Linked DNA regions of Homo sapiens: region 2 is linked to region 1. A link is a loop called in an ENCODE intact Hi-C map of the cell type or tissue named here. Cell type or tissue: natural killer cell. All regions are shown on one strand.

The links. Hi-C counts contacts between places; a loop is a spot of excess contacts. Peaks named below come from ENCODE experiments on the same cell type or tissue, not always from the same donor. Only the 100,000 strongest peaks of a DNase experiment are listed, where the experiment ranks them.
Region 2: it touches region 1 in a loop (3-fold over the local background); 1 of 110 quality-filtered maps calls a loop at or near these places.

Annotation. Positions count from the first base shown.
Region 1 is chr5:40,359,130-40,363,129 of GRCh38, forward strand. No RefSeq gene overlaps it. Among named protein-coding and RNA genes, the nearest start is that of LINC00604, 120 kb to the left of the region's middle. In natural killer cell, no CTCF peak of the experiment used is centred here; a DNase peak (open chromatin) is centred at 2,442; H3K4me3 peaks cover 280 bases; H3K27ac peaks cover 1,261 bases.
Region 2 is chr5:40,570,103-40,574,102 of GRCh38, forward strand. No RefSeq gene overlaps it. Among named protein-coding and RNA genes, the nearest start is that of PTGER4, 110 kb to the right of the region's middle. RefSeq lists an enhancer at 849-1,078. In natural killer cell, no CTCF peak of the experiment used is centred here; no DNase peak of the experiment used is centred here.

The DNA.
Region 1 (4,000 bases):
GAAGGACTGTAAAGAGAAAAGGGGAGAAGGGGACATATTCCCCCATGCCAGCAGTGGTAGTGAGGGAGCAGAGTTGGAACATAGCTTCAGACAGTGGTGATAGGAGGCAACAGGAAATGCCATTGCTCTACCCACATTTCTTTGGATTCTTTACCAACTCTTGCACTCATCCTCCCTGTGTACTATCCCCTACAACAGTCAGCACCTGTATCTCTTAATTTGCGAGGTGGCCTCAGACTGCTAGATCCCCTTTGAGAACTGATGTAAAGTTGGAATCTCCTGGATATTTATATCACTCCTGGGGAAGCCTTTAACTACAGATTAATCTGTAGCTACCCCTACTCCCTTCCCTCTATGGAGGAGGGATCTAAGGTGTGACCTTTGAATCTGCACTTCAAAACTGAGCCAAAGTTTTCTTAGCAGAACTTTGATACTATGCCCTTGCTTGGCCAAATTTTCTTTCCACTCCCATTTCTTCACACCCCAATTTTTCCAGCGAACACTAACTATGTTCTTTTCATATAAATTTTCATGTCAGTGTCTGCTTCTGAAGAAATAACATGGTGTTGAGTCTCTGCCAAGTAGGGGCTGCACTGGCTACTCTGCCTAAAGTAAGAGACTGAAATAATGGTCTTTTCAGTGGAAGAAGCCCCACTAGCCTAGGGAAACAGAAAGAATTTCTCTGAATGGAAATAAGAAAAAGAAAATGCTACCATGAGAAAGTGAGACCCATGCCTCCAAAACATGCACATATGAAATCAGAATTTACATGCTTGTCGAGAACAAGAATCCTCAAGCTAAGAAATTAACATTAAAAAACTTGTCTTGAGTGGGTAAGATGCAGATGGAAATTCAAAACTACCCTGCAAAATTTCTGCCATGCACAAGACAAGCAACTCCCATAGGAGGGAGGGTAGGGAGAGGATGTGGTGGATAATGACAGAAGCTCACAGTCCAAAAAATTACAGACCACACAAAGAAATGGTTTCACATCGATGAAGTCTCATTTCAACAACTGGATGATTCTATGATCTGAAAAAAGAAAAAACCTATATAATCAGTATGTTTAAAATGATTGAAGAAAGTAATATAGAATGCAAATCATAATGAAAGAAAATTCATCATAAAATAACAGACACTTAAAGAAGACTGTAGTATAACATCTATAAAGATTATGATGGCAGATTAAACACACGCCCAGAATTTATTCACTCCAGAAACGCTGCCAAAATTACAAGCCCCAAAAAACCTTTTAATCCACAAAGATGAAGAGAGCAGCAGGGGAGACAACAGTGACAGGTCTTTGAAACCTGAAAAGCAGATAACCAGTGTCAGTGACTTGTGAAACCTGTGAAAGATGAATAAAAATTGGCTGAAAAACTAATAACAAAATCCATTCCACCACAGAGTCTTCCAAAGATTCTGGAACTACCAACACCCAATTAACTCTAGACTTGTAATTTAGGGAAAAGTGACTCCATGAAAAAGAGTGAGAAAAGCTGTTTCTGAAGCAGCTAGATTTCTACTAGATTCCTTCTCCTTTCCCTTTCCCAGTTTGTTCTTCAGAACTATTAACTCTGCCCAAGAAATTTGAAGGACTTTTTCCTGGAAAGGATAAAAACAAAAAGTTTTAGGGACTGCTAATTGCCAGTCAGAGTTGAAGGTCTGTATGGGAAATAATACCAAGAAAAGGAAAGTGAAGTGATCATATGAATACTAAATGCTGAATGGTTTGGCTCCCAGACAAAACACATCAGACCTTTGCTATCCAGTAGACTCATAGAGTAGACTTCGGAGTATGTAATCCACCCATAAGGAAAACGCACAGATACTGATAATCCCATTGAGATATTCAAATTTGACCAGTCTCACTTATGCACTCAGATCTTTCAATCAGTTTTTAAGGCCCCATCCCTTAATCATGAATAACCAGTCAATAGAGGACAAAAGATCCACACAAAAATATTACCAAAGAAAACTTTAAATTAAGAAGTATTAATAAGTAAAACCATTATTAATATCCCCAAAGAAAGAAGACTATATTTGGATTCATAAAAAGAATAGATTCTATAGAAACAACATGAACATTCAGATAACACGGGAAAAAAAGTTTGTGGAAATCTGTTTTTTTTTTAATTATTGTAAAAATGAAACTCTCAATAAAAGAGTTGGTAGATAAAGTTAAGGAAATCTTTCTGAAAGTAGAGCAAAAAGAGATGGAAAAAAAAGAAAATTAGAAGACTATCCCAGAAAGTCTAAGATCAAGGATGAGGAAATACAGGAAGAGAGAAAACATAACAATTGAAAGAATTAAAGATGAAATATTGCAAGCAATATTACCCCAAAATGAGAATTATAAATTTCCAGATTGAAAGGGACTCCATGAGTGCTCAGCATAATGAAAGAAATTAGATTCTCACCCACATCAACACATCAACATCGCAGCAACAAGTCAGAACACAGGAAATAAAAAGAAGATGCCGCAAACACCTAAAGAGAAAAAACAAATGAACAACTTTTGATATGAGTAAAGTAACCACATAATCTATTATCCTAACCAGAACACTTTAAAATTAATGTTTTTAAATTTTTTGATTGACAAATTGGTTTATGTCATTGGCAGACTTATGAAATAGTTCTATTTGAAAACTTGTTTTAAAAATCAAATTGCTTCAAAAATATAGCACTTATCTGTTGCATTGAAGCAAAAAAACTTTATATAAATTTTCTGAACATTAAATAATAACAAACAGAATAACTGTTTTGGCAATATTCATTTACAGTAATCATTTTTAGCTGTTTCTATATACTTTTTAGCTATCTATTAATACTAAGATGTCATTTGTATTTTTCTCAAGAATGCTTCTTTTTATTGTGGTCATATGGTTTTCATCATTTATATGAAATTTTCATCAATCCTCTACACTTAATAGTTAATAAATTAGAAAATGTTTACGCTCTTGCTTGGCTCTTCTCTGTAGACCATATTTTTCATTGAAAGACTACTTTCCCCATAGATGGTGAAGAAGTTGATAATATCAGATAAATTTTAATTTTTCCTAATGGAATTATATGATTATTTCAGCTCAAATATTTTCATTAAGTATCTTAATTTGTAATTATTTTCTCAGTAAACATTTTATTGAACATTTACTATGTGCTGAGCACTATCTCTGATCTGTTGTAATTGTTGTTGTTCATTTAGAAAATTCCACTTTTTGTAATCCCAGATTTTGGGAAGCTGAGGCGGGCAGATCACTTGAGGTCAGGAGTTCGAGACCAGCCTGGCCAACATGGTGAAACCCCGTCTCTACTCAAAATACAAAAACTAGCCGGGCATGGTGGTGCACACCTGTAGTCCCACCTACTCGGGAGGCTGAGGCAGGAGAATTGCTTGAATCTGGGAAGCAGAGGTTGCAGTGAGCCGAGATCATGCCACTGCACTACAGCCTGGGCGATAGAGTGAGCCTCCATCTCAAAAAAAAAAAAAAAAAAAGAAAAGAAAATTCCACTTTTTATTTTAGGTTCAGAGATACATGTGCAAGCTTGTTATAAAGGTATATTACGTGTAATAGGGGTTTGATGTGCAGATTATTTCATCACTCAGGTAATAAGCATTAATAGTTAATAGGTACTTTTTCAATCCTTACCCTCTTCCCACCCTCCACCCTCCACCCTCCAGTAGGCCCTTGATGTCTGCTGTTTCCTTCTTTGTGTTCATGTGTACTCAAAGTTTAGCTCCACTTATGAGTGAGAACCTGTGGCATTTGGTTTTATGTTCCTGCCTTAGTTTGCTTAGGATAATGACTTCCAGCTCCATCCATGCTGCTGCAAAGATACAATCTTGTTCTTTTTTATGGCTGTGTAGTATTCCACAATGTATGCATACCATATTTTATTTATCCAGTCTACTATTTATGGGAATTTAGGTTGACTTCATGTTTTTGCTATTGTGAATAGTGCTGACCTATGGAGTGGTACTATGATGATGGGAAAGGCC
Region 2 (4,000 bases), 210 kb after region 1:
AAACTATATTTCCCAAGATTCAAACACAAACATAATGTAATAATAACAGCTGGACACTTGGAAGATGTTAGCAAGTGACCATGCAGATACTTTAAATCTGGACTCTCTTTGGATTCTAGAGAGCATGTTTCTAAGATCACGTTGTCTTCTTCAGGAGTCAACCATACAATCACTTTCCTCAGGAAGTTCCATAGGACAAGATATAGAACAACACACAAATAAATATTCAAAGAAGAGAATGTTTTGATGTGTCTGGTTCCTCTGACTCAAAAAAAAAAAAAGGTCTCTTTTAAGGACTCAGACAGGGACAAGGGCTCCCTTCCTTCTTCATGGGAACAGATGCAAAAGATCTCTTCTGACTGGCCCCTTCTCTTTAAATCTTCTTTTTTCATTTATTTCTAAAGTATCCAAAGGCACAGGACAGGCTGCTGCTACACATCATTATTTGCAGTCCTTTGAATGTCTTCAGCAAATGACCTCACTACCTCCTAGAAGGACATGAGTCAGACCTTAGCATGAAAACAAACATACACCTAAACCATGTCACACTCTTGAGAACATATTCCTCTTAGCTTCACAGATGCTGAGAGTGTTAAGATTTGAGCACAGTACATAAGTCATTTGAATTAAAGCCTTCTTCATACAATCAAATTAAGAGACTTGGCTAAGGGCACACAGCTAATTAGAGCTTAAGCTAAGACTAGAATCCTAGATTGCTAATTCCTAGTCTAATGCTTATTTGTGCTATATCAAGAGGCCTTTAAGTCATGAGAAATTACATAAATGAATGACAATCTACTTTTGTGGGTTATGCATTGCTACTCAAGCGGAGCCAAGAGCTGTAAGCCACAGAGTAAAATAAAACTCTGTATGAACTGGACATTCTTCAGGAGATATGTGATGTGCCAGAGATTCCTGACATCTCCACCTACTTGCACAGCTGTTGTTACACATGATGAACACCAAGGAGATAATATAAGGAAAGGAAAACAAGGCACGCACATCTGCATGTGCATGCACACACCTCCTCTCCCTTGCCCTACTGTAATCCATCTGATGAGCTACCTATATCCTAAGAACATAGGTCAAGAAAGATATGCAACAGCATCCCAGTTTTACGAGGGAGAACGGAAAGAATCAAGTCCACCAGAGATGGACTTTTTCAGGGACCTTAAGAATCAGTAAGAAAAGAAAGGAATTTTCATTCATTCCTTCTTTCACTCAGCACATTTGTATCTTATTCCTGCCATGTCCAGGTATGGTGCTAGTCAGTGAGGATACACAGATAAAACATACAAGTCCCTGCCTTCAGGATGCTAACAGTTAATTGGGCAGGCAACAATTGCCAAGCTGTGTGGGAAGTGCCATGGTGGAACGTGGCAGCTGAGAGAAAAGATTTACAAAGGGTGGAGGCTGGGGGATGCAGAGAAGCAGAAGGGAGAAGAGGATACAGGAAAAAGTTAATGCTAAGAAGGTCTTCCCAAGAGTGAATAGTAAAAATATTAGAAATTACATCATTTTCTTCTCTAAGAGACATTCTCACATACTCAATAGTTCGGTGGTTCTCAAAGTGTGGTCCCAAGGCTAGATGTGTCAGCATCACCTGAGAACTTGTTGGAAACAGAAATGGTCTGACCATATCCCAGAACTACTGAATCAGAAACTCTTAGGATGGGGCCCAGCACTCTGTTGTAACAAGCCCCCAGGTAATTCTAATGCGCTCTAAAGTTGGAGAACCATTATACTAGATAAATCAAAGCAAACTCGAGGGGAATGAAAGCCCATATGTCCAAGCAGTTAAGAGCAGGCCTGAGGGCAATGATTCTAGTGTGGTAATGTTTCATGTAAATGCACCAAAATGGGAAGTAATCTTTTGTCAGATATGACCTAATTTATATTTCAGAAAATATGGTTCTCTGTTTTTGAAGGCCTATGGACCCCTGTGTTTCCTAAGATCTACCATACAAATGACTGATATTCCTGAAGTAAAAGCTTTGTAATTTAACCTGGAGTCAAGAGTCTTGGATGGAGATCAACACAGATCTTCAGAAGGCACAAGAAGGTCCCATAGGACACACTACAGAATCTAGCGATGGGACTCACAGGGACTGTACCATTTACATTTTCCCTAGGGCTACATAGTCCCTGATTTTCAGTGTCTGCTTCTTTCTTTATGGCTTCCCCCATAGAAGGGTTTTCTACTTCCACTTATCATAGTTTGCCACATGACCCTTCTTGGCCTCAACTCTATAAGATATTAGAGTTCCCATATCTGGAAGTGTGTCTAGCATCATACTCTAAGTGTCTTAGACTTAAAGCTTCTTAGTTTAAATTCTTAAAAGAGAGAATGTGATCGTCCCAATGGTTCATTTAGCTGTGGCCTCCGGTATTAACAAAGCAGAAACAGCAGCAGACCGGAGGCTGAGTATTGACGTTAGAAGAGGTTATGGAACTGGCAAGGAGACAACGTTCAGAAAACCTAACACAGTAGAAATTATCCATTTGGCCCCTGAGAGTTCCATCTAACTTCACGAGTCTCTGGAACAACAGTGTATCCTTTATTTCTGTAAATTCCAAACAAATGGTAGGAAATTCATAGAAAAATGCAACAGCTTGTAAAATATGTTGATTACATATTTTAAAACCTTAATTATACATGCACCCTTCACTCTAGAAATTTAAATCCTAGGGTTTTATCTTAAGAGAAAATTTGGGATGTGCCCAATAAGAAATAAGGAAAAGGAATTCTTGTCACGGTATTGTTTTTCATAGCAAACTTTTTTTACAAAAAGAAATGATCTAAATATCTAGAAATTGGGATTTTTATCAATGGAAGTCATTTTTACTTTTTTTGTTTTTACAAAAAAAATTCATCATTCATCTTTGGTAAACTTTTTTCTCTTCATTAAAAAAAAGTCAGTAAGCCTTAACATTGTTTTAATACTGGCATAAGGAAATTGCAAGCAGATGGCCTCCCACGTTCTGTTTTTCTTGTCTGGGTTACAGTCACTATGATGATCTAGCTGCAGCTGCTGGATGATCTCTTCCAGCTGCAGATTTGATTTGCTCCTACTAGTCCCTAATTGAATTTAGTCGCTTCCCTTCTCTCCTCCACATCAGCAGAGGCCTCCCAATCTTAAAGTCCCAGTCTGCCTCTGTCCCTGTGTCCAAGGGCAGAAAAGTCCATATTTTGGGCTCTGAAGTTCAACTAGATTAAATTTCAGTCATTCCAGTCAATAATCTAAAATAGTTTTTATAATTAATGGCTAACTAGTTCTAGTCTTTGACTTGCTAGGAATTACTTGAGTCTCCATGTCTTCCTATCATCTTAACAGACAAGAGCAGAATGAGTTGGAATGCTAAAAAAAAAAATGAAATTTATCTTTTCTTTAAATACAAGAAAGATCTTGTGTCCAAGAAAGATTACAAAATTACGGTATTAGAGTATAAATAGCTAGAATTAATAGAGTGATTTTCCCTAACCCAGAATCTTTTCCTCTTTGTCAGAATGTTGGATGAAAGGACACAGAGTTGAGAGAATGTGATAATTCTTAACCCATTGCTAAGGGTGTAACCATGAAATTTCTTTACTGTAAAGTTAAAGCTTCGGGTTATTACAAACCCAAAGGAGTTTGTTAAGACCTGGCAACAAAATCAATAAAGGTGAAAGCAATTTACATCACCCTGGATGATCGCAATTTTTTTAATAGTCCCAAAGTCACCATATTTGCCATTAGTCTATATCTGTAACATGGACATCTGAGGACAATGTGACTCATATGGCTGAGGATCTCCAAAATACAATAAAATCTAAACTCACTCCTAAGAAGAGTAGGAGGAGCATGAAAAGTACTGTGTGTCTCGTTAGTATGGCAAATGAAAGTATACAATTTTTGTGACTACTTAGCTCACCATGTCATCGACCCCAGACACACACTGCCCCTGAGTGTCTTCCTCTGTAAAATAACGACACCTCGGCATGGCTAATAAATAAAAGTTT